3 separate regions of the Homo sapiens genome follow, and all the other regions are linked to region 2. The links are chromatin loops, found by intact Hi-C in ENCODE. Cell type or tissue: Panc1. All regions are shown on one strand. Links, peaks and the distances in the headings refer to the core of each region. The heading gives the core; the rest is flanking DNA.

Region 1 (8,074 bases), core at 1,237-6,236, 240 kb before region 2:
GATTGGTGCTTAAAAGTTGTACAGATTTGACAGCCTCTCTTCGCTTCATTTTTCATTCTAAAGAAGTCGGCAAATATTCTTCGCTCACATCATTATTGCACATCAGTGGTTCTAATTAGCTAAACAGGAGTTTGTCTCAGTCATTGATCATCATCAGCTCCTGGCAGTGTCTTTTTTTTTCTTTTTAAGGAACCTTTTTTTTTTTAGGTCTTGTAAGTACATAGAAGTACATGTATTAATTGAATTGACCAGATTGGTTGGTGACATTATAAACTTGAAACAATATTTAAAAATTTTATTTTTTCAAGTAGAAAATATTGTATTCCTGTTACAGCACCATTTTATCTTGGGAGCATTTTCCTGTTATGAAAATGTTAGACATCTCATACCACCAGGAGGAGCTGCTAGACAAATTGCCATATTTTGAGTTTTGATTATCTTTCAATTTCAAAATTATAACATATTAGTCAATTTTGGAGGTTTTTGGTTATAAGATATACCATTCAGGTATATTTTTGAAGTTTTTATTTTATATGGCACTTATGACCCATTTTTTCAATATTATGTCACTCAGATTAATCTACTGGGAAGTGTGTTATTGTTATTTTGGTGACTCTCACACTTTAGTGTGCATCAGAATCGCTTGAGATCTTGTGTCTTAGTCAGTTCTGACTGCTAAAACAGAATCCTGGGTGGCTTAAATAACAAACATTTATTCTCATGGTTCCAGGAAGTACAAAATTAAAATGCTAGCCAATGTGGTTTCTGGTGAGGGCTCTTTGTAAATGGCTGCCTTTTTGTTGTATCCTCATATGACACCGAGAGATCTTCTCTCTAGTGTCCCCTCTCATTAAGGTGCTACTCCCATTCATGAAGGAGTAATCCTCATGACCCTAATTGCCTTTCATAGGCCTACCTCCAAATACTATGACATTGGTTATTAGGGCCTCAATATATGAATTTTGAGGAGACACAAACCTTCAGTCCATAGCACCTTGTTAAACACAGATTGCTGGGCCCCCACTCTTACAGTTCTTGATTCAGTGCATCTGGATTGGGCTGAAGAACATGCATTTCTAACCTGGGTGATGATGATGCTCGTGCTCTGGCAACCTAACCACTAGTTAGACTGTGAGTATGTGTACATACTTGTGTCATAGGAGATAATTAGCCTAGTATCAAGCTCATTTGGAAGCTGTAATAATGCTTTTGTTTGGGTTTGGTGTCACATAATCTAGTATTATCCGTATCTCATTTAAAAGTACTACCAGAATTTATTTGGACATTAGTGGGGATCTTAAGTTTATTATAGAAGAGGGGATTATAAAGACTAACCGTACAGTTTTTTTAAAAACATTTAAGTTTAGGGGTACATGTGCAGGTTTGTAATGTAGTTAAATGTTTTTTAGGTAAACTTTAAAGGTAAACTTGTGTCATGGGAGTTTTGTTATACAAATTATTTTATCACCCACTTATTAAGCCTAGTACCCATTAGTTATTTTTCCTGATCTTCTACCTCCTCCCACCCTGCACTCTCTGATAGGACCCAGTGTGTGTTGTTCCCCTCTGTGCAGCCATGGGTTCTCATCATTTAGCTCCCGCTTATAGGCGAGAACATGTTGCACATGCAATATTTGATTTTCTCTACCTGCATTAGTTTTCTGAGGATAATGACCTTCAGCTCCATCCCTGTCCCTGCAAAGGACATGATCTTGTTCTTTTTTATAGCTTTGTAGTATTCCACAGTGTATATGTACCACATTTTCTTTATCCAGTCCATCATTGATGGGCATTTATGTTGATTCCATGTCTTTGCTATTGTAAACAGTGCTGCAGTGAATATATGGGTGCATATGTCTTTATATGGAATGATTTATATTCCTTTGTAACCCTATAAATTAAACTAATTCCTGGACAGTTAAAAATAGATTCATGGTATATCTGGAAAAGAACTTACAAAGGAACTATCTGACTGTAGTTAATGCTTTGACTTTCATGATCTGGGTCTTTGTCCCTGGGTAAATCCTATAATGCCCTAACTTTTGGGATCCTGTTATTTTCCTCCTAATGTATATACCTCTAATAGATTTAGTATTCTTTTGCAGTACTTCTGATTTTATAATGATAAGCTAAACATTCAAGTGGTAATTTGAGATAATATATTAGTGACAAATTATAGGTAAAGTTCATATATTTTAACATAAAATAGTTGTATAAATCAATAAAAACACACTAAAATATAAAATGGCAGATATATCGATAGGCAACGCCAAAACATAAAATAAAAAGGGGCAGAAATTCATCAGTTTCTGAAAGTACATTATATTTTATTATTAATATAAGAAACAAAAGAAGGCCTAGTTGTACATAATGGATTGCAATTATGTATTAAATGTACTATTAACGTATGGTAAGTAGACAACAAAATAATAAAGCAAGATAAAGTGCAAATGGTAAAAATAAATCATCATAATATACATGTTTGCAAAATTTCCAGTGTGGTTTATTCCAATTCTCCGCCTTTTGTGTGCCTACATCCAAAGGGCTAAACTTGGCTTGAGAAAGACCTTGAACCATGATGACAATGATCTTGTATAAATTTATGACCACTAATTTTAAGTGGCCCTCAGTACTGCCTGTTCATCATCCTATTTTTTCCTGGCCCGCTTACTATCTCAGTATCCTAGAATGTTTTGTTTTCTCTTTTCTCAACTTCCAACACTTCTTTTCCCATTCTTACTTTCAGCTGTTGGATACCCTTGCTTTCATATACCATTGAGAAAGTGGAAACTCTTAGAAGGGAGCTTTTATTCCTTCCCATAACTGTATCTACCAACATATCTGAATCTGTTCTCATATTCTCTCTTTTTATTTCTTTGGAAGAACTGTTTATATTTACCTAAGGCCGAACAAACTATATGTACGCTTCAAGCCTCAAGGATTCAAAGATGTTGGACTGCAGTTCTCTTTTCTGTCCTGCATTATCAGTGTCTCTCACTGCCCTGGATCATTCCTGTCAGCATACACACAGGCTGTCTTATCTCCCATGTTTAAAAAAAACAAAAACAAAAACAAACTCTTGTGATCTCATATTTCCCTTGAACTATTTTGCCATTTCTCTGCTCCTTTCTGTGCAAAATTTCTCTGAAGAGTACTTTTCAGTATTTCTGTGTTTTTCTTTCTCACTTGAACTCACTCTAATTAGGCTTTGTAATCACCATCCTTCTAAAATAGTTCTTGTCAAGATATCAACTACTGACCTTAATTGATATGGTTAGGCTCTGCGTCTCCACCCAAATCTCATCTTTAGTTGTACTCCCATAATTCCCAATGTGTTATGGAAAGGACCTAGTGGGTAATAATTTGAACCATGGGGGTGGTTTCCCCTGTACTGTTCTCGTGGTAGTGAAATATCGTGGTATATGAAAGCAAGGGAGATCTGATGGTTTTATCAGGGGTTTCCGCTTTTGCATCTTCCTCATTTTCTCTTGCCGCTGCCATGTGTAAGAAGTACCTTTCACCTCCTGCCATGATTCTGAGGCCTCCCCAGCCATGTCGAACTGTAAGTCCAAGTAAACCTCTTTTTCTTCCCAGTCTCGGGTATGTCTTTATCAGCAGTGTGAAAACAGACTAATACATTAATATTGCTAAATCCAACAGTCATTTCTCAGTCTTTAGTGTGTTTGCAGCATTTGGTATACTTGATCATTCCTTTCTACTAAATTCTATTCACTTAGCTCTTTCTCTTTATTCTCTTAAATTACTGGCTTATCCTTCTTAGTTTCATGTGATGTTTTTTCCTTATCTTACTAATCTATAAATGTTGAAATGTTCCAGGACTGAATCCTCATACTTCTTTATGCAAAATCACTCCCTAGGTGAACTTATCTACCCTTATGGTCTTAAAAATATAGTAGTCTGCCTTATCCATGGGGGATACGTTCCAAGCCTCCCAACGGGTACTTGAAACCATGGATAGCACTGAACCCTATGTACACTACGTTTTTTCCTACACGGTAATAGGCAGGTTGTGTTTATAGCATGGATACTTTCGACAAAGAGATGATTCATGTCCTACGTGAGTTGGGACTTGGACAGTGCAAGTTTTTTCATGCATTCAGAACAGCACTGCAATTTAAAGCTTATGGATTGTTTATTTCTGGAACTTATCATTTAATATTTTTGGATCACAGTTGGCTGCTGGTAACTGAAGCCATGGAAAGTGAAACTGAGGGTAAGGGGGAACTACGGTATTTGGATGACTCCTAAAGTTGTATCTCCAGCCTTAACTTTTTTACTGATTCCAGACTTTTTAATTCAACTGCCTACTCCTCTTGGATGTTGATTAGGCATCTCAAACTTAGTATGTCCACATTTGAAATCCTTGTGTCCGTCCACCAAACTTCTTCTCTGTGTCTCAGATAATGTCTGCTCCATTCTTCCAGTTGTGTAGGCAAAAGCTTGGGAGACATTCCTCACTTTTCTATCAAGAAATCCTGTTAGCTCTACCTTAAAAATATCCAAAATTTAATCACTTCTCAATGCCACTGCATCTGCCTATCATGTACAATTCACCTTTCTTTTTTACCTGGCTGTTTCATTTGCCTTCTAACTTGTCTTTTTGCTTTCTCCCTTGACCCTTAAGGTCTGTCCTCAACCCACCAGCCATTGATACTCTTAGAATGTTATATGTTATTTCTCTGCTCATTGCCTTCCCATTTCACTTCAGATCCAAATTTCACAGGGCCTAGAAGGCCACATATTATTTTATCCCCAGTGATTTCTCTGTTCTTAGCTACCATTTCCTTATCTACTTTACTATAAATGTGTGTACTTCCGTGCTGTTCTTTGAATATACCAATTGCTCTTGCTCTTGTGTCTTTGCTCTTGCTACTAGTTCCATGACTTGACTTGGAAAACTCTTCCCTAGGGTCTTCATGACTCTTCCTTCCTTCCTTTAGATCTCTCCTCAAATATAATATTACTTTTAAGGAGAGTTACATGTTAACTATTCTATATAAAATAACAACAACCTTCGTTTCACTCCCAGCTTCTCTAGGACTGGGAATTCCTTTCTTCGTTACCCTAATTTATTGTCCTTATTATACTGATAGCAATTTGACATACTATGTATTATTTATCTTCATTATCTATGTACTGAAATGTTAATTCCATGAAGGCAGCAACTTGGTTTATTTTGTTCCCTCCAATATCTCTAGTCCCTAGTCCAATGACTGTTATATAATAAATGTGCAATAAATACTTGAATGAGTGATGGATTAATGTATTAGATGTGACTTTTATTTATTCTGGTAGGTATTCCTTCAATCTGAGAACTTTATTTAATTCTAAAATATTCCCAGCAGTTACCTCCTGAAATATTGCTTTATTTTTCATCCCCATAGTTATTACTTCTGGAATGTTGTAGGCATATGTTGGAGTTTCCCAAAGAAACTTGTCTCAACTGTGTTTTCATGTTTTTAATCTCACTATTTTCCTGTGTAGTGTTCTGGATGAATCCCTTATTACTATCCCTTATTTCACTAATCTCTTTTTGTGTCTAGTTTTGAGCTTAGTCCATTTAGTTGTTTTTTACTTCAGTGATTATAATTTTTTATCTTCAAGATTTTAATAGCTTCTTTACATCTACCTGATTGTGTTTCATCTCTCAGCTTTACTTTTAACATTAGTTATTCTTTTGTCTTTACGGACCTTTAACTTACTTATTGTAGTCTTTTTCATTATATTTGGTTATTTTTATTTTTTCTAGAGGATTGCATCTTTTGACTTGAACTAGTATGTCAGTGTATGGGGATTCATGTATTTTGAATTTTTTTGTTTGGGGTCATATCTCAAGAGGGAAGATTGCTGTTATTGTTACTGTTTACTTCCTCCTCTTTCTCCACCACCACGTCCTTAACTAATGCCTATCTTTTTTTCTAGAAATTTTATAGTTGCCTTTAAATTGTCAATCTCACCCTAGTCTCTTTCCTGAAATAGGTTTTATAGAGGTTTTGCTACACCTAGCCTCAGTTGCAGGGTGTTTTGGCTCAACTCTTGATTGGGGAGCTACATCTATAAACTTTTGCCTTTCTAGACTCTAATATAAGCCTTGGTTCTAGGCAAGGATGGGCAGAAGCTTTTTTCCAGCTTCATTTCATGAGTTAGCATTCCCATCCCACACAATGAGCCTGGTTGTGCTTCTGCATACTGGGTAAGGCACTTGTATTCCCTATTAACCCCAGAAGTCAAGCTCCTTTCCACCTCAGCCTGCATCTGGCTCTGGGGGACAGCAAATAGTAGCTTCATCCCCATTTATAGTTTTCTATTTTTGTTTAATTTGTGATTCTCACAGATATAGATTTGTCTGTTTAATTATTTATGTTTTTCTATGAATACCATGTATTTTATTTGTGACCTTTTAAAAAATGTAAATCAGTGTCCAATCAATTTCCCCTTATTTATAATATAAATTGACTGGTGTCAGCCTGATTATACAGTCTCTTCAGACCTTTGTTCCTTCCTTTCCCTTTTCCTCCTTTGCTTTATAAAGCTATATTTGTTTAAAAGCTATATTTGTTTTAGAAGATAGTCATTCTTTACAAGTATTGTGATTTTCTGTTTCCCAGAGAACTATGCTTTGATTGTACAACTACCATTTAGTTTAGTTAATAGTATTCTCAGAGACTAGAAATGTATAGGAAGGTGTCAGAAATCAAAAAATTCTAGTTATAGGGTATCGACTATAAGTAAATCTCTGTCACTCTCTCTTTTGAGACTCTTAAAAAATGGTAAATTTTATCCTTAATATAATTGTGTATATGAAAGCTTAAATTAACAAGAACATGTTTACTTAATTGTAATTATTTTCAAAGCGATGACAGTATGGTTATTGCAATCAAGGTTAAACTATGTTTTATGTAATTTTTATCATATACCTAAATCTAGAAATGAAACTGTTCTTTTAGTATGAAGTTGTCTTAGTTTTCAGCAGTTGTAAGTTGCTGTCACTTGCCATGTGGTCAACTCAAGATGATTTAATTTTCTATATTTTAAAGTGATATTAATATTTGGGATATGAAAATTTAAAGTATTAGCTACCAGTTATGACTAATAAACTCTCTATATTTTATATCTAGAGAAAAACAGAAATCTGAAGCTAAAGACAGAAAAGTTCTAGAAATTCTGCAAGTCAAGGATGCCAAAATACAAGAATTTGAACAGGTTGGTGTTATAATAAAAATATTTAAATTAACTATATTTGTTTTGGGTAGTAGATCTTCAAAATTATTTTTATTTTTTTGCAATAGTGTTTATTGAGAATATCAGGGTCCTTATGTTAAAGCATTACTATTTTGAAGTCACTAGTAAGATTATTCTTCATCATTAATACTTCTCTTGTACCCTTTTGTTTTCTGAATTAATAGATTATAACTCTTCATCTAATGTTACAGTTTTATAATAGTATCTAGCTATTATTCTTTATTTTGTTGAATTTTGACATTATTAGCAGTTATCATTTACTTCTGAAACTTGTAAATTTTCAGATGGTTTTATTTGTAGAAAAGATAAAAATTGAGATCCTATTATTTACACTTAAAACTTGTATTTTTGTGTTAGTACTATATTAGGCTGTTCTTCCACTGTTACAAATAAATACTTGAAACTGGGTAATTAATAAGAAAGAGGTTTCATTGGCTTATGGTTCTGCAGACAGTACAGGATGCATAGCAACATCTGCTTCTGGGAAGGCCTCATGTCAGAAGGCAAAGCATGTGACACTTCATATGGTTATAGCAGGAGCAAGAGAGAGAGACAGGGCATGGTGAGGGAGGTGCCACAGACTTTTTTTTAATTTTTTTAATTTTTATATATATATTTTTTTATACTTTAAGTTCTAGGGTACATGTGCACAACGTGCAGGTTTGTTACATAGGTATACATGTGCCATAGTGTGGCGATTCATCGGTGATCTAGAACTAGAATAACCATTTGACCCAGCCATCCCATTACTGGGTGTATGCCACACACTTTTAAACAACGAGAGCTCATGAAAACTCACTCCCTATGCAAA
Region 2 (8,074 bases), core at 980-5,979:
CTCTCCTTGGTTTGTAGATGGCTGTCTTCTGCCTGTGTCTTTACATGGTCTTCCTTCTATGTGTCTGTGTCCTAATTTCCCTTTTTATAAAGGCACCACTCAGACTGAATTAGATTCCACCCTAATAACCTCATTTTACCTGAATTATCTGTTTAAAGGCCTTATCTCCAAATACAGTCACATTCTAAAGTACTGAGGGTTCGGTGAGAACTTCTACATACTAATTTGTTTAGGGGAAACAGAATTTAGCACATAACAGATATCAAACTGCTAATATAGTGATTTTCTAATAAGTAGCTTATTTTCTACTTAATGTTTTTAGACTTAATTGAGAAAATTGGCTAGATTCGAATATACTAAAAGTTTATATACATCTTTTCTATACTATCCAGTTAATATTAGACTTTTCTGTGTAATTTTACATATACTTTTCTGATGTCTCTGGTTCATTTACAGTTGAGAAAACTGAGACACAGAAAGAATAAGTTACTTGTCCGAGATCACACAAGTACTGTACATAGAGCCGAGATGAGAACTCAAACCATCTGGCTCCATAGTCCATGCTCCTAATTACTATACTATGCAAATTTTAAAAAAATATTCAATAAACTTAGTATAGGAAAGCTGTAACAGGGATGACTTTTTACCATTGTGACATTTTTGATGTGTGTGTTTCACATCATACATCAAAGGATGTATTACAAGGAAATTACCAGATTTTAAGTTATGTTACAGATATATATTGTATAGTAGGGAATGGAAAAGGGACAAAGGAGCTGGGTTTCGATCACTTTTTGGCCATTAACTTCTCGTCAACCTGGTCAAGGAAATTACTTAACTTCTCTAGAGGTCTAAAGCAGGGATACCTTTCTACCCATCTGATAAAAATTTTTGAGGATCAAATGAAATAGCTGTTAGATTTAGAGATCTTGGCCAAAGTGTATCTCAACCTGGCATTGTTTTATTTATTATAAATTGCTTTTCTCTCAATTCTCCAAGTCAGAGTTAACAGCATTTTCAGCCACATAATACAGCCTTAAGTCTAAAAACAGAAAAGAATCAACTAGTTATCTTAATATCTACTTAACTCATTGCATTGAAGATACTGTCAGGCTTTATTTACTGCCTGTATCTTTTATTTTAAATACAATTCTAAGTTTATTTTACTTCTCAGCAGAAAACACCTTCAGTGCAGCACACTAGAAGTATGCGTATTAAGGGGTAGGATGATTGTTTTTAGGCAGGAATAATGACACAGAAGCAAAAAATTACAAACAAAAGATTGACAGAGAAAAAAAGGCAATATGAAAATGTTAAGGTAAATACAAAATTAGAAAAGCACAGTCTGGGACCATTTAGAGGAGCGATAAGTAGACGTTTATATCACAGTAGTCCCTAAAGCCATCACTATATTATAGTATAGTGATAATATAATACATATTAGTATATCATATATAATTTATAGTGATAATATTTATGATATGATATCACTATATTAACATATCACTATTAGCTTAGCATAATCATGGGTGTCCGTATTTCTAACTGAATGAACAATCATCAGAGAAAGAATTGAAAATTAATGATTGAAGCAAACGCTTCAATTATTTGATAAATTGACTAGTGTGACTAGTGTGGAACATGTTATTCAGGCAGTGCTGGAAATAAGACACAATACATCACTGTAAACGTGCAAAATATGGTAGAAATTTTGATTACATTACACACACATTTGATCAAAACATAACATTCAAAAGAGTTACCATGTTGAGGTAGCTTTGGGTTTTTAAGAAAAATTAATGTTTCATGTAAAAATTAAAATTATTTCAAATGTTTTATTTGTATGTTATACCCATGAGATATTTAAAGTCAGTCTGATGAATTACATTTACCTTGGGTAATTAATAGTTTAATCTTTTCAAATTCAAATTATTTTTAGCATGAGTCAAACATCCAAACCTAGGAATAGTTCTAATAGAAAAAATTTATTGTAGTTTAGAAATATTAGCTAAATAACTACTCCAAATATTTTAAAAGCTATTATATTTTATTATATTTATATTCATTTAATACCTTTAAAACTTAACAAATGGATTAATGTGAGTATGTCAACACTATCTTGAGTGTGGAAAAACTAAATACCAAAAAGACTAAGTGATGTCTTAGATTACACATTTAGTTGGAACTAGAGTCAAAATTGAAAGGTGTTCTAACACTCTAGTTACCACCTCTGGTTCCTAGGCTCTACTGACAACAAATACCACAGAACAAACATGTTTTGCTTTGAAAAACTAATAATTATTTACAAATAATGTAATAAGTAGCATTATTAATAACTTCAAGTAAAGAAGGATTGAGTATTCATGAGGTTTTCTATCAGTTACCATTATTCTCTAACAAACTATCCCGAAACATCGTGGCTTAAAACAACAGTTTATTATTTCTTAAGATTTTGTGGGTTGACTGGGAAGTTCTTTTGCTGGTCTCTTCTGGGCTACCTCATATCCCTGGATTTTTTCAAACCAAAGATTTCCCTAGTTGGAAGATACAAAATAGCCTCACTCATAGATCGGACAATTGGTCTACTACCTGTCAGCTGGAGTACCTTGGTACACTTCCACATGATACATCAACTGTATTCCTAGCAAGGTGATCCTGGAGCAGCATTCCAAGAAGGGAAAGAGAGAAGCCACAAAGCTTTAAGGCCTGGGAACTGAAATTTACACAATTCATTTCTGCTGCATTCTTTTCGACAAAGCAAGTCACAAGCCAGACTACGTTCAGTGGGTTAGGAAATGGATTCCCCTGCTTGATGAGCAGCAAAGCATTTGTGACCATATTTCGTCTAAGATGTTAGTAAATCCAGTATTTGTTTTAAGTGATCTTCTTAAATCATTAAAATTCTTAATTATTCACATATTTACATTATACCAGGACAACTCATATTTCCTGTAAATGTATTTTGGATACATACTCTTTGCAATTCTTAAATGATTGTGTTCCTCTATAGTTTGGCATGTTATATAAAAGTTTTAGTATTATTATTTCTATTACAGCATATAAAATAAAGCATTTAAAATATTAAAATATTCATTTTAATTATTGTTTACCATAATTATTGTAGAGGTATTCTTCTTTAGAATGGCACTTATTTTTATGCTGCCTTAGACCAAGGTTGTAAGGTATATTTAAATTTATTTCTATTTTTAATCTAGAATGCTACTAATGAACTCACTAAACAGTCATCAAATGTGAAGACTTTGAAATTTGAACTCCTAGCAAAAGAAGAACACATAAAGGAAATGCATGAAAAGTATGGTTTTTGTATTTCTATCCATTGTATTTGGTGCCACCTAGTGGCAACCAGCTCTATTAAACGTGCTCCAAGAAACTGCTAATGTTTACGTTTTCCTTCCCTAGTTCATATTTAAACCTACCTAAGATGAAAGTTTAAGGAATACTATGTATAGCATGATTAATGGCAAGCTATTTACTTTTTTAAATTAGATAATGATGAAGTTAAATTTCCGTTATTAAACATATTTAATTTTGAATAAATACAAATTAATGGCTTCGAGACAATGAATGAAAAACTTTACAACGTGGTGGTTATTTGGCCCCCCAAATATATGATTAGTATTTGTATTGGATTTAATGCCTAAGCTTATAAAGCTAAGGTAAAAAAAGGAAAGTTTTGTTTGTGTTTAAAATAACTGGAGGTTATGGAAGTTTGTACTCTTGTGTTTATCAGTACAAAGATTTTAAATGCTCTATCCCACTGAATCAAAATTATTTTCTTTCTGTATCTTTCAAAGCTACACTATTGCTTAGAAATAGTAAGATGTTTAGATAGAATTCCAGTTGTCACTGATACATTTGAGATATATGTATCTCACAAACACACCTGTAGACCTCATTATAAGTGAAGAGCACTTAAAAGTGATATGAATAGATAAAAGCATTAGACAAAAAGCTTGGTTAATTTTTTAACTGATAATATTTTGAAGTTTATTTATCAATTAAGAGTAAGTCTTGCTTATTGTTTAACAGGGCTCTAGATTAACACTCTTTGAATCCTGGCTTCCCTACCTACTAGGCCTATGCCTAAATTTAATAATATTAAATTAGGTTCTTACGAGGAATAAATGAGTTAATACATGTAAAGCACTTATAACAGTGACTGGAACATTGTAAGCCTTCGATACATGTTAGCTATTGTCATTCTTGTTTTAGTAGTAGCAGCAGCAGCAGCAGCAGTAGCAGTGGTTCTCACAGCATCTACCATTTTATACTTAATAGTTCATCAACTTATGCTAAACAGCTGTGTGGATTGAATCTCAAATTATATTAAATTAGAAGATATTATGGCTAATTTAGTTTCATTACAAGAGTTTGCATTTGTTTATTGAAGTATAAGATTTTTTTCTTATCATTTTTATGCTTTTGATTATCTTCATATATCACTTTGATTTTTCACAGCAATGTAAAAATGTAATTTAAATGAAATAGTTCTAAGTTTTCATAAGTGTTATTAATTTTTCTCATTTCTTATATATTTTGTTTTAATACATATATGTAATTATATAATTACCAAGTCACAACTATAGATTTTACAAGTGTTCAAAATATTAAAAGAACAATATCTTATGCAGTGCAATTCATTTTACTGATTTACAGTGTCAATATCACGTAGCATTTAAAAAGTAACAGTAGGTATAATATTGGATAAAATGTAAGATATCACCACTGTTAAGGTATTTTCTGTCACTCTTGATGTCACCTTTTTTTTTTTCAAGGATATCTCGAATGGAGAGGGATATAACTATGAAAAGACATTTGATAGAGGACTTGAAATTTCGACAGAAAGTAAATTTGGAAAGTAACAAGAGTTTTAGTGAAATGTTACAAAATCTTGATAAAAAGGTATCAATTTTTATCTTTACTGACACTAAAAATATCACTTCCTGTTGTAATTACTCTCTTACCACAAACATTTAATCCTAATAAATGTATAGAAAATATTGATAGGATATGTATTTACTGTTACAAAGTAACACTCTTTGCTCTGAAAGTACATTATTTATTTTAAAATTCAATTCTCTAAAACCTCATACATAATATGGCCACACATTCTGTTTCTATTTATAAATATCCCATGAGAAGATTAAAAATCCTCAATATTTCTAGGATACATAATTACATTTTATTCAGTATTTTATTTAAAACTGTAATTTATGATAGAATCAAGCTTATATTTCTTAGTGAAAACTTGATTACCTATAACTATCAGAAGTTCTTTAAAAATGTACTTTCTTCTTGGATACCCTTAATGAATTTTACATGGGAATGGAGTTGTACATGCAAAGGGAGTTGTAGTTAAAGTAGTTACGTAATATATGACCCAAAGTAGAAGGGTTTTTTTTGTTTTTTTTTTTTTGAAGGTGCTTTTTTCACAACTCATAAAGCACCCTGTGCTTTGGCATTCACTAAATGTTATCCACACCTGAGAGAACATCTCCTTTACTTTCCTTGTTGAAAATGAAAATTTAAGTATCTCTTAGGTCAAATTGATTTAAGAAAGAAACTTTTACATGAGCATGACAAATCCATATGGATTTTCTTTCTCTTCTCTTCCACACATCTGTGCAAGTTAAAATCACTTCCTATAGGCTTTTTCAATGTTATCCTTTCAATTTTGCTATTTTTTAACTTCAATAATAATTTCATACATAGCCTTGGAATCTTTATATAAATAACATATATCTTTAGTGGCATTAAACTGAAAAACTATTTTTTCTGTTATGCTTTGAGTTACATACACATATTATAATCTTATAAATAAGCTATATATATATATAAAATATCCTATTGTTTTATTTCATCCAAAAAAAGGTATGTAATAGTTATTTTAGAGAATACAATGGAAAGTTACCTTTAACTTGGCTTGTTTCAGAGTCAAAACAATCATCTCCTGCCTTAGGAAGTTTAGATTAGTAATTAATGGATATGTAGTGAACATTAATATTGTGTTATTGGGTGCAAGAATAAACATACCAGTATTCATTTAGTTTGTGTGCAATTTTAGTTTTTGTTACTGATTTAAGGATTGTTACTTTCATTCATAATATGAGTTCTGTAAGTATAATACTTGAATTTGATAGCGTTATGAGAAAATAAATGGAAGTAGACTCATTCACTCATTTAGTTTCTGTTGGAACAAACACAGTATATTACTAGAATGCCTTCAACAATAATAATTACCTTTATGCTTTTAATGTAGGTAAAGACATTAACTGAAGAATGTTCCAACAAGAAGGTATCAATTGATTCACTAAAGCAAAGACTTAACGTTGCTGTAAAAGAAAAGTCACAGTATGAACAGATGTATCAGAAATCTAAAGAGGAGTTAGAAAAAAAGGTATGCTTTTAAAAAGGGCATTTTAGATTACAGATGGAATATAATCGTGTTTGTTTCATTTTTAACATTGTTGCTTTTTCCTTCCCAAAACCACAAGCTACTTAAACACTTCAGATAAGTGCAAAGAGGATTTGTATCTCTACATGAAACGCCAAACATTGGTTTAACATTAAAGATATTTCTGTATTAGAGAAAACAGGTTGTGTTTGTCTTGATAGTTTTTAAGAAATGAAAACTATTATTGAACACTGGTATTTATACAAGTAGATCTAAATTTTGTAGGCCCACTTAAACTTTCAAACTAAATGTTTCCATGTTATGTGGAGGATCTTTTGGTCTAAAATAGCTTCCATGCTTTTAATTATTTGTAATCTTTAAAAATCATAAACTAATTTAGATGATAAGTATATGAGAATATGTACTTAGGATGTTTTATTGAAAGTTAATGAAAATAATCATTAATTTTACCCAAATAATAAATACATAGAGAGAATAATAAAATATTTTCCTTATTTGACATGTATAACTAACTCTTCCAAATCTGTTTATAAAATATCTTTTATTTTATGACTGCTGATCTTTTGCAGGATCTCAAGCTTACTCTCCTAGTATCAAGAATAAGTGAGACTGAATCTGCAATGGCAGAAATTGAAACAGCAGCATCTAAGCAGCTTCAAGAATTAGCATTGCAAAGTGAACAGGTCCTAGAAGGTGCACAGAAGACATTGCTGTTAGCCAATGAAAAAGTAGAAGAGTTCACCACATTTGTGAAGGTTTGAATTACTTGTCGTTTACTAACTTGTACTTTACTTTAGGCAGATAGGCAGTAGCCTACTTGAGATGATTTGGGGAATAAAGTTTCTTTCTGCTTTCCTAACACAGAAAGCATCTTCTTCTACCCTATTTATCACATTGCTAATAATTCCTCCATAAAGAATTTATTTTTATAGTTTGAATTTAAAATTTTCTACCATCTTATTAATATTTCTTTCTTAATGTCAATTTAGTTATGAAATTGTAGTAGTCAAGTCATCTGGACAGGTTTTAAGTTGAAAGAATTAAGCTGTTCCCACCCTACTCTCCTTTTGAAAATCGTTCAAGCAGGAACAACCAGAAACTTGCTCAGTGTTCAGTGATGCTAAGAGACATCTGAATCCCAGGCCACAAACTATCAAGACATGGAATAGACAGAGGAATGGCACATGACAAACAGAACAAAGAGAAGACAAACTCAAGTATCTGCAGAGGTGTACCATCTAGAAATTATCTAAAAGCTGAAGAGCCCTAGAAAGCCTTCATTCCCCTAGACATAGAAGTTAATAACATTTTATGCCACTATTGAGTACTCCACGAAGAGGAAATTCCTTACTTTGCTTCTTTGGAAATCATAGATACCTTGGGAGTTTTCTCATTTTAAAAATATCTGCAAAATGAATTGATAAAACATTTTATCTCCTTTATCTCTTTTAATGAATATTTCAACTGGTGTGAAGTCAAGCCAATAATGCCTGCCTCTGAGGATCCTAAATGATTGCAAAGTATTAATTTTAGTAAATGTAATTTACCTTTTCCAGATTCAAAACACTATTTTTTGTAAATGCTTGTTGAATAGTTTCACTGTTTAACTTATAGTGAACACTTTCATTAAATATTGTG
Region 3 (8,074 bases), core at 1,237-6,236, 400 kb before region 2:
GCATAATAATCTAGGTCAGAGTGACTCCTTCAAGTCTTCTAGGACTTGCTACTCAGAATACGGTCTGTGGACCAGACCCCTCAAAAACGCCAAATCTCAGGCCCCACCCTCAACAGACCAGATCAGAATCTGCCTTTTACAAGAGAACCACTTGAACCTGGGATGGGGAGGTTGCAGTGAACCAAGATCACGCCACTGCACTCCAGCCTGGGTAAAAGAGTGAGACTCCATCTCACAAAAAAGAATCTGCTTTTTAATGATCTCCAAGTGACTGGTATATGCATTAAAGTTTCAGAAGCTCTGCTCTAGTAAGTGGGTACAGAGGATAAGGTCAGTAATTCGGAGCTAATGCAACTGGACAAAGAAGGTATCTTCCTGCAACTCACCCATAAAGAAATAAAAGAATTATCCGTAGGCAATGCTTATACAAGTTATTAGTTTCCAAACAAATTGCATTCTTGAGCTGCAGTTGGGTTTATTTCTGGACAGAATAGCATGAAAGTGTTAAAGAGGATGAAATGATAAGGTAGTGGGTTAATTTGACTGGAGGAGGTTCAATCTGACCAGGTGTGAGGATAAAATCAAGTCTTATCTTTAGCACACTGATCTACTGGCTTTGGTCTTTATCTGTCACTTTTATTCATCATTTTCTTAACTCCCACTGACAACCCACAGATCACCAGACATGATTAGCTGTTAATTGTTTTGGCAAGATGCTTAATATTACCACTTTGACTGTTAGTAGCATTGATCTAGGAACAACTTTTATTTCTTCTTAAAGCATTTCCATGTCATTTTGTAGACTTTCTTTGTCTACGTCATCATAATAAGGAATAAGGCAAAAGAAAGACATATGTGAATAATTTGGTTTTGTAAATATACTACATATGCTACATGTGGGCATTGACTTGAAAATATTCCAGAAAAATCATTTAAGTTGCTAGATTTATGATCATTAATATAATTCTGTCTACTGGACTATAAGCATAATAGTTATAGGGACTATATTTTCTGGATCCAAAATTAAAACAATATATAACCAAGAGCAAGGTATTTAAAATTATATGCGTCCTTGGAAATTTGATGAGTAGGTTAATTATTATTCACTAATACAAAAATGATTCTATAAAAATTTACAAATGACAGGATCACCGTTGAGTTAAATGAAACTCTTTATTTTGGGGTTACATCTCTAATCTTTTTGGGGACACTCAATAATGTATGTTATGGCTTACGTTATTAAGACTTTTAATTGAAGTATAATGCACATGGAGAAAGGCACATATTATCCTAAGTATATCACTTGATACGTTTTCACAGAACAAACACACTCATCAAAAAACGGAATAGAATCAGAACCACGGAAGCCTTTCTTGTGCCCCCTTGTGTTTTTTTCTGCTTTTCCTCCTATGCAGGTAACCTCTATCATGCCCTTTAACAGCACAATTTAGTCAGTTTTGTACTTTTATATAAACAAAATCATACAGCATATTCTCTTTTGTATATGGCTTTTTAATTTCAATATTGTTTTTGAGATATATCAAATTGCTGTATAGAATTCTACTGTGTGAATATACGACACTACGCCTTTTACAGTTGATGGCCATGAAGGCAGTTTTAGTTCTGGGATATTACAATCAATGCTGTTCTGAACATTCTAGTACATATTTTTGGGTGAACATAGATAGGTATTTGTGTTAGGTGTCTATCTGACAGTGGAGTTTCTGGATACGCAGTGTTTCACTTTGGTAGATTCCACGAGCTAAAGGGGTTATATCAATTTACATATCAGTGTATGAGAAATCAAGTCTTCCCACATCCTCTCCAGAAGTTATTATTTTCTGACTTATAAAAAACTTTAGCCATTCTGCATGACTAGTGATACCACATTTAGATTTTGATTTGATTTTTGATATGGCTTACATTTAACCGAGGTTCGAGGAGACTCATGTTGAATCTCTATTATAAGTGGTTGTAGTGCTGCAATCACTGGTCGATTGGGATAAAACTAGGCATGATTTGTGAAATCTAAAATGTTTATTTGCTTAAAAAAATCTACTCTGTGAAGTTTTACTTGAAATTTTTATTATTGACACTTACCCTTCAAGCTCTTATGCAGCTGTGGACCTCTTACCTGAGGTAGATAATTATGCAGCCTGTAGAAATTACTTAAGTCATAACTGAATATGTTTAATTTGATTAACTCATCACCATTATTTATCATGATGGTGAGAAGATCCTTGAAAAGTGGTATGCATGATTTTATTGAAGAGTGTTAGTTAATAGAACAGGGAAGGTGGTAGGTGTATGAGTGGGCAAGGAAGTGCAGAAGTGTCAAGCTCATGGCACTGAATAAATACGTGGAGTCTTTGGGAGGTTGGGATGGCCAGGGGGCCTCCCATCATGGGGTAAAAAGAGTAACCCAAGAGTGTATTATTGCTTTACTAGTCTAGACCATAAACAAATTAGACTTTTACCCCTGATTGGCCCTGAATGCAATAGACAGGTGCAGATTCTTTTGTGTAAAGAGAAAATAGCTGTATACTCCTAGACAGCAAATGTTCATCAACTTCAAATTACACCTCAAATGCTGCTGGTGTCTGGACCATTGATGGATGAGCTAGGTCTTTCCAGGTCTAATGCTGAGTAATGCAAATTAGATTCTCTTGAGTTATGCCTAGTGCAGCTGTAGGGCACAAAACAGTTGCCAGGGACATATCTCCATGCCAAATTCTTGCCAATGTTGTTAATAGTATTGTACCCTGTACATGTGCAAGCACTCTTAGTTTTATTAATGACGATACTATGCTTTTGCCCTTTCTTTCACCTTTTAATTTTTGAATAGAGAATAACTTTGGTTTCATCCTGTTTGGAAAGTAAGTACTAAACTGAAAGGCATGCCCACAGCCTATTCTCCTACTAAGCAAGCAGCGAGTGGGATCAGCTCATTTAAACAGCTCTGCTGTTTCTTGTGGATTTGCATGCTATGGGGAATGGAGGATGTAGAGAAGAGACAGAAAAATGCCTAGGTCTTGTAGCAAGAGAGGAAAGCATCTTCATGGGCAGGAATTCCATTTCTGTGTTTCTTAGGGTTTGTGGCTGGCCATCAGTTCAACTCAGCCCCTGTCCCCTGATCCAGCAACATTTCCGTAACTACCCTCTAGAAGTCATGCAAAGAGAAATGATGACCACAGAAGCCATGATAATCACTTGTTATAAGTGAGCATATAGCAGAAAAAGGGAGAAGATTATTCTCCCTTCTACAATAAGAACAGAAAGATGGCTCTAGATTGAGTTGCTCTTGTGCTATGGCATGTTAGTTTGCAAGCTATATAACAAAAGTAACTGTTAAAATATATGTTAATTGTGGTAGCTCTGATAGGTTTTTTATGTACCTTTATCATGTGCTTCAAAAGCTCTTTTTAACCACATCAATTCAATCCAATTAGTCTCCCCCAAAATATGGGATTACTGGCAAAAATGTGTAATGTTTTGTATGTAATATTACAAAGAGGTACTCAATTTGCTTCCCTCAAATCGTGTCCTACATACTTTATTTAGGTTTCATTTATAATCTCAGATATTGTCTTGTCAAAAAAAATTCTCAGCTGTCTATGATATACAAACATGTAAAAACAGTGTTCCAGTAGAACCTCAGGTGGAACCAATAGCACTGAGACCCACCTAGTCATGCTAACCACTAGAGGGCAATATTGGCCATGTACTTTGGGCTCTAACTCCACCGAGGAGAGCAGTGTAGCTACAGAACTCAATACATACAAATAGTCTTTGTTGAACATCTTATATGTGCTGAAATATTGGCTTGTGATGCCCTTGTACATGAATAAGACTTCATTCTTAATCTTGAGGAGTACATGTTAAAAAAGAAGAGATTATAATCACATATCCATTATGATGAAACCATGAATTGTATTTCAAATTTTGTTTCCATACTAATTGATAGATGATGCACCAATTCAATGCTGATAGCATTAAATAGAGATACAAATATTGCCACATGAAAACTATTCAAAGCATAAATGGAATTAATTTGGAGGACAGAATGATCTGTTTTTATTATTCACTATAGAATGATCTAATTTAAATAAACATATCTTGCTGATTTTTTAATGGGTCAATGATTTATCTTATAGTATAGGTAGACCATCTATTTTCTCTTAGTAGGACTCATAATTTTCATTAGTTTTACTAGTAAAAAGATGAGAGTAAGTTCTTACTGAATTATCTATCATTCATCTCCAGAATTAAGTATTATTTTGTAATTTAAATGAAATATCAGCTTAACTGGTTATTTCATAGGTTAAATGAATGCTGAAGTCATTCAGGGTAAAGCCATAATCTTACTACTTTATTGGCTTTTCCATTAGCATAAAAATGGTATGTCAGGAATATCAGATATTAAACACTTCCTAGATACTTTGTAAAATTTCATCAAGTGTAAGTTCTTAATTTTTAACAAATAGCAGACACAATCTTGGTATATTAATGTGATGTCAAAAAAATTAACCATTTCAGATTAAGACAACATTTGTGTGTTTCTTAAACATTAAAGATAAAAAGATGTAGTACCATTAAAGCTGACAGCTTTTCAGTCAACATTGATTAAATTAAGCTCAGTTTGGAGAATAGGAAGTGAAGAAACCAGACTAGAGCAAATAAAAAAATCTCAGTTAACAACATTACAGTTGTGACATGTGGACAAAAGCCAGATTAAGCAGATGCTATCATCAATTCATTTGTTGCCATGTTTGCAATGTGGCAACTGGCTTCAGAGACAGAAGATATTCTGGAAGTGGTGCATCCTGGGATGCCGTTTTTTGTTTACTCCACAAATGATCATCAGTCATAATGATGCAGTGATATTGGTCCTCACATCAGGAACTGTCAAAGGGAATCAAGGGAGACCAAAGCATTAGTTCTTATTCTTTTAAAAAAAGAAAAAATCTCAAATATTTCTAGATTTTCCCTAAAGGAAAACAAACTCTCCTTTTCCCTGAAAAACAGAATCTATAAGCATTTTTAATATATTTAGGAACTTATTTATGACATATATAACTTAGGTAGCTCAACAGACCAAAATTCCATCAAGTGAAGAGATAAGCATGCATTACATGGCTTCTTTATTTAATTACAAAATACAAAAGCCCATTAGCAGAATAGCCTGTTGGCCTGGAGAGAGAATGCTGGCCTGCCATGTGGTAGACCTGCAGTTTTCTCCCCTGCTCTGGCTTGCCAAGTTGGCGGGGGCTTGGAGAGGAGTCACTGTGTACAGAGTCAACATCAAGAAGGAAATGTGTAATGATGCTGAACTCTGACCACTTCATTGTCTTCACATTAGGGAAATAAACATTAAATTCCTACAAAATATGATTATAAAAGGCCTTTTATAAGTGTTTTATTTATAATTTGAATTTGAACCAAATATCTCTAGAAAAAATATTAATGAAATTATAAATATAAACCTATATTCTAGTGTGGATTCTGTTACCAGCTATGCAATGAGGGAGAAATCATTTTAAATAACTTAAAATGTCTGTTTTTTGTATTTGCTTTGTATTGATAACTGACCTGACTTAACCGTAGGAAGTGTATGTGGATCAAGTGACATTATGTATGTGAACAACACCATGTACATTGGAAAGCAGAGGTCCTTGTTCTGGCATTCATGGCTTGTTGTAAGGCCTTCCCTGAAGTGACATTAGAAGTAGATGTGAGTACCCTTATGTTTACTAGGAGGGCTTACATCTACTTCTCAAAAGTGTTTTTGACCCTGAAGAAGATTTGAAGAAAAATCACTGCTGTAAATGTGAAATATATGTAAGTTATCTTATTTTCACTATTATTCCATTAAATGATTCATTTTAAAATCTTTTAACTCTTTTGTTATTTCAGAGTTGAGTGGTAATTTTAATTTCACGTTGATAATTTGTTCCCCAGTTTACACAGATGCATCCTTCTCAAATGCAAAGAGAAGACAAATCAATGCTCTTGATGGGAGACTATCATACTTTCAGGTCGAGACATTTTTTAATGTAATTTTTAAAAGCCTGTAATACCAGATGTTCACTGAAAGGAGGAAAAAAGGCTTGGGAGTAGGCAGAAGTGCCTCAGAGAGTGGGGATATCCCCTCTCCAAGGAGAGCATTTGACAAGGAGAGAAGAAGGGGCATCCCCATTGGCTGGATATCTATCGGGCTTTCTTTTATTTTTATTTTTATTTTTTTGAGACAGTCTTTCTCTGTCGCCCACGCTGGAGTGCAGTGGTAACCATCTTGGCTCACTGCAACCTCCACCTCCTGGGTTCAAGAGATCCTCCTGCCTCAGCCTCCTGAGTAGCTGGGATTACAGGTGCCTGCCACCACATCCGGCTAATTTTTGAATTTTTAGTAGAGACAGGGTTTTACCATGTTTGCCAGGCTGGTCTGGAACTCCTGACCTGAGGTGATTCACCTTGCTCGGCCTCCCAAAGTGCTGGGGTTACAGGCGTGAGCCACTGCACCCGGCCCTTTCTTTTATTCTTTAGTCTCATTCTGTTTATTTGAAACAAAAAATTAGTACTGTTTTTAAATGATAAAATAGTACCTGTTTATGGAAATTTCTCAGATAATACAGCCTTGCAGAGTGAAAAATCCTTCATCACCCAGTCCTCAACTCTGCAAATGGTAACTTTTATTAAATGCAAAACAATTTGTAACATTCTAAGTTACAAATTGGATATTATTTATATCGAGTTATTTTTGGATATTATTTGTTTGATAAGTGTTTATGGAGTGCTAACTGTACCTAGCTCTCTGCTTGACTCAGGGGCAGAAAAAGTGAACAAGATGGGTGCAGCTACTGTCATCATAGATGTGCCAGTCATCGGGGGCATAGAAAAGCAAGCAGGTGAGACTCTGTCTCCAAAAAAAAAAAAGAAAAGCAAATAGGCAATGACAATGCTGTTAAAGAATACTATCAGAGGCCAGGCATGGTGGCTCATGCCTGTAACCAGCCCTTTGGGAGGCCGAGGCAGGCGGATCACCTGAGGTCAGGAGTTCAAGACCAGCTTGACCAACGTGGAGAAACCCTGTCTCTACTAAAAATACAAAAGTAGCTGGGCGTGGTGGCGCATCCCTGTAATCTCAGCTACTCGGGAGGCTGAGGCAGGAGAATTGCTTGAACCTGGGAGGAGGAGAATGCGGTGAGCTGAGATCATGCCATTGCACTCCAGCTTGGGCAACAAGAGTGAAACTCTGTCTCAAAAAAAAAAAAAAAAAAAAAAAAAGAATACTATGAGAAATTACAGGAGGACCATCTGAAAGGGAAGTAAAGCTAAGCTGAGATTTAGAGCAGGAGTTGGACGGCCAGTAGGTAGTGGCAGGGGAAGGTAGTAGAGCGGTCATATTTTATTATAGGACATGTATATAAGTAATTTACTCATATAATCAATTTAAGCAAATCTTGTTTTGTAGTCTTTCTGTAAACTTCTTATCTGCTCTATTCAATCACTGGCTGATGTGATGGTTGTTTTATAAAATGTTCTCCACACCTACACAAAATCCAAATTCTATTCACTTTCAGTGGCACCAACCACAGTACCAACTCACCTGTCAAAGCTCCCTAATCATTCAAATTCACATCCACATTCATCAAGTAAAACAGAATTGAATTAGAGATAGTCATAGACTTGTTCTCTATTTCATATGCACAAATTTATTCTTCTCAAATAGACTTCAAGCATATTAGGAGCAAGAAATATGTATTCTTCTATACCCTGTAGCACAGTATTACTCAATATTTTGTACTGGAAACCACAGGAAAAAAATACAAATTATGTTGAGATTCAGTATGTACATATGTAATGCACTCTGCTATTTTCTATTCAATTCTATTTCATTTTATTTGTAAAAAAAAATGCTGGTCGAGACCCACCAAAATGATTTTATGACCCTAAATTGATTTCCTTATGGGTTTCAACCTACAGTTTGAAAAATACTTACGTAGAATTTATAGTACAATGTTTGGCACAGTTTTAGGGGTCAATTAAAAAAAACACTTGCTAATTGATCTGTTTA

Evidence for each region. Hi-C counts contacts between places; a loop is a spot of excess contacts. Peaks named below come from ENCODE experiments on the same cell type or tissue, not always from the same donor. Only the 100,000 strongest peaks of a DNase experiment are listed, where the experiment ranks them.
Region 1: a loop joins it to region 2, with 7 times the contacts of the local background. A loop is called at or near these places in 13 of 110 quality-filtered maps.
Region 3: it touches region 2 in a loop (7-fold over the local background); 33 of 110 quality-filtered maps call a loop at or near these places.

Annotation. Positions count from the first base shown.
Region 1 is chr9:17,219,064-17,227,137 of GRCh38, forward strand. CNTLN (centlein) reads left to right here. Exons shown (of 26, transcript NM_017738.4): 3 at 7,140-7,224. Among named protein-coding and RNA genes, the nearest start is that of CNTLN, 88 kb to the left of the region's middle. In Panc1, for the core only: no CTCF peak of the experiment used is centred there; no DNase peak of the experiment used is centred there.
Region 2 is chr9:17,459,701-17,467,774 of GRCh38, forward strand. CNTLN (centlein) reads left to right here. Exons shown (of 26, transcript NM_017738.4): 20 at 3,216-3,313; 21 at 4,797-4,923; 22 at 6,281-6,418; 23 at 7,006-7,191. Among named protein-coding and RNA genes, the nearest start is that of SH3GL2, 120 kb to the right of the region's middle. In Panc1, for the core only: no CTCF peak of the experiment used is centred there; a DNase peak (open chromatin) is centred at 3,281.
Region 3 is chr9:17,060,037-17,068,110 of GRCh38, forward strand. No RefSeq gene overlaps it. Among named protein-coding and RNA genes, the nearest start is that of CNTLN, 71 kb to the right of the region's middle. In Panc1, for the core only: CTCF peaks have their summits at 3,701 (motif pointing right) and 3,905; a DNase peak (open chromatin) is centred at 3,735.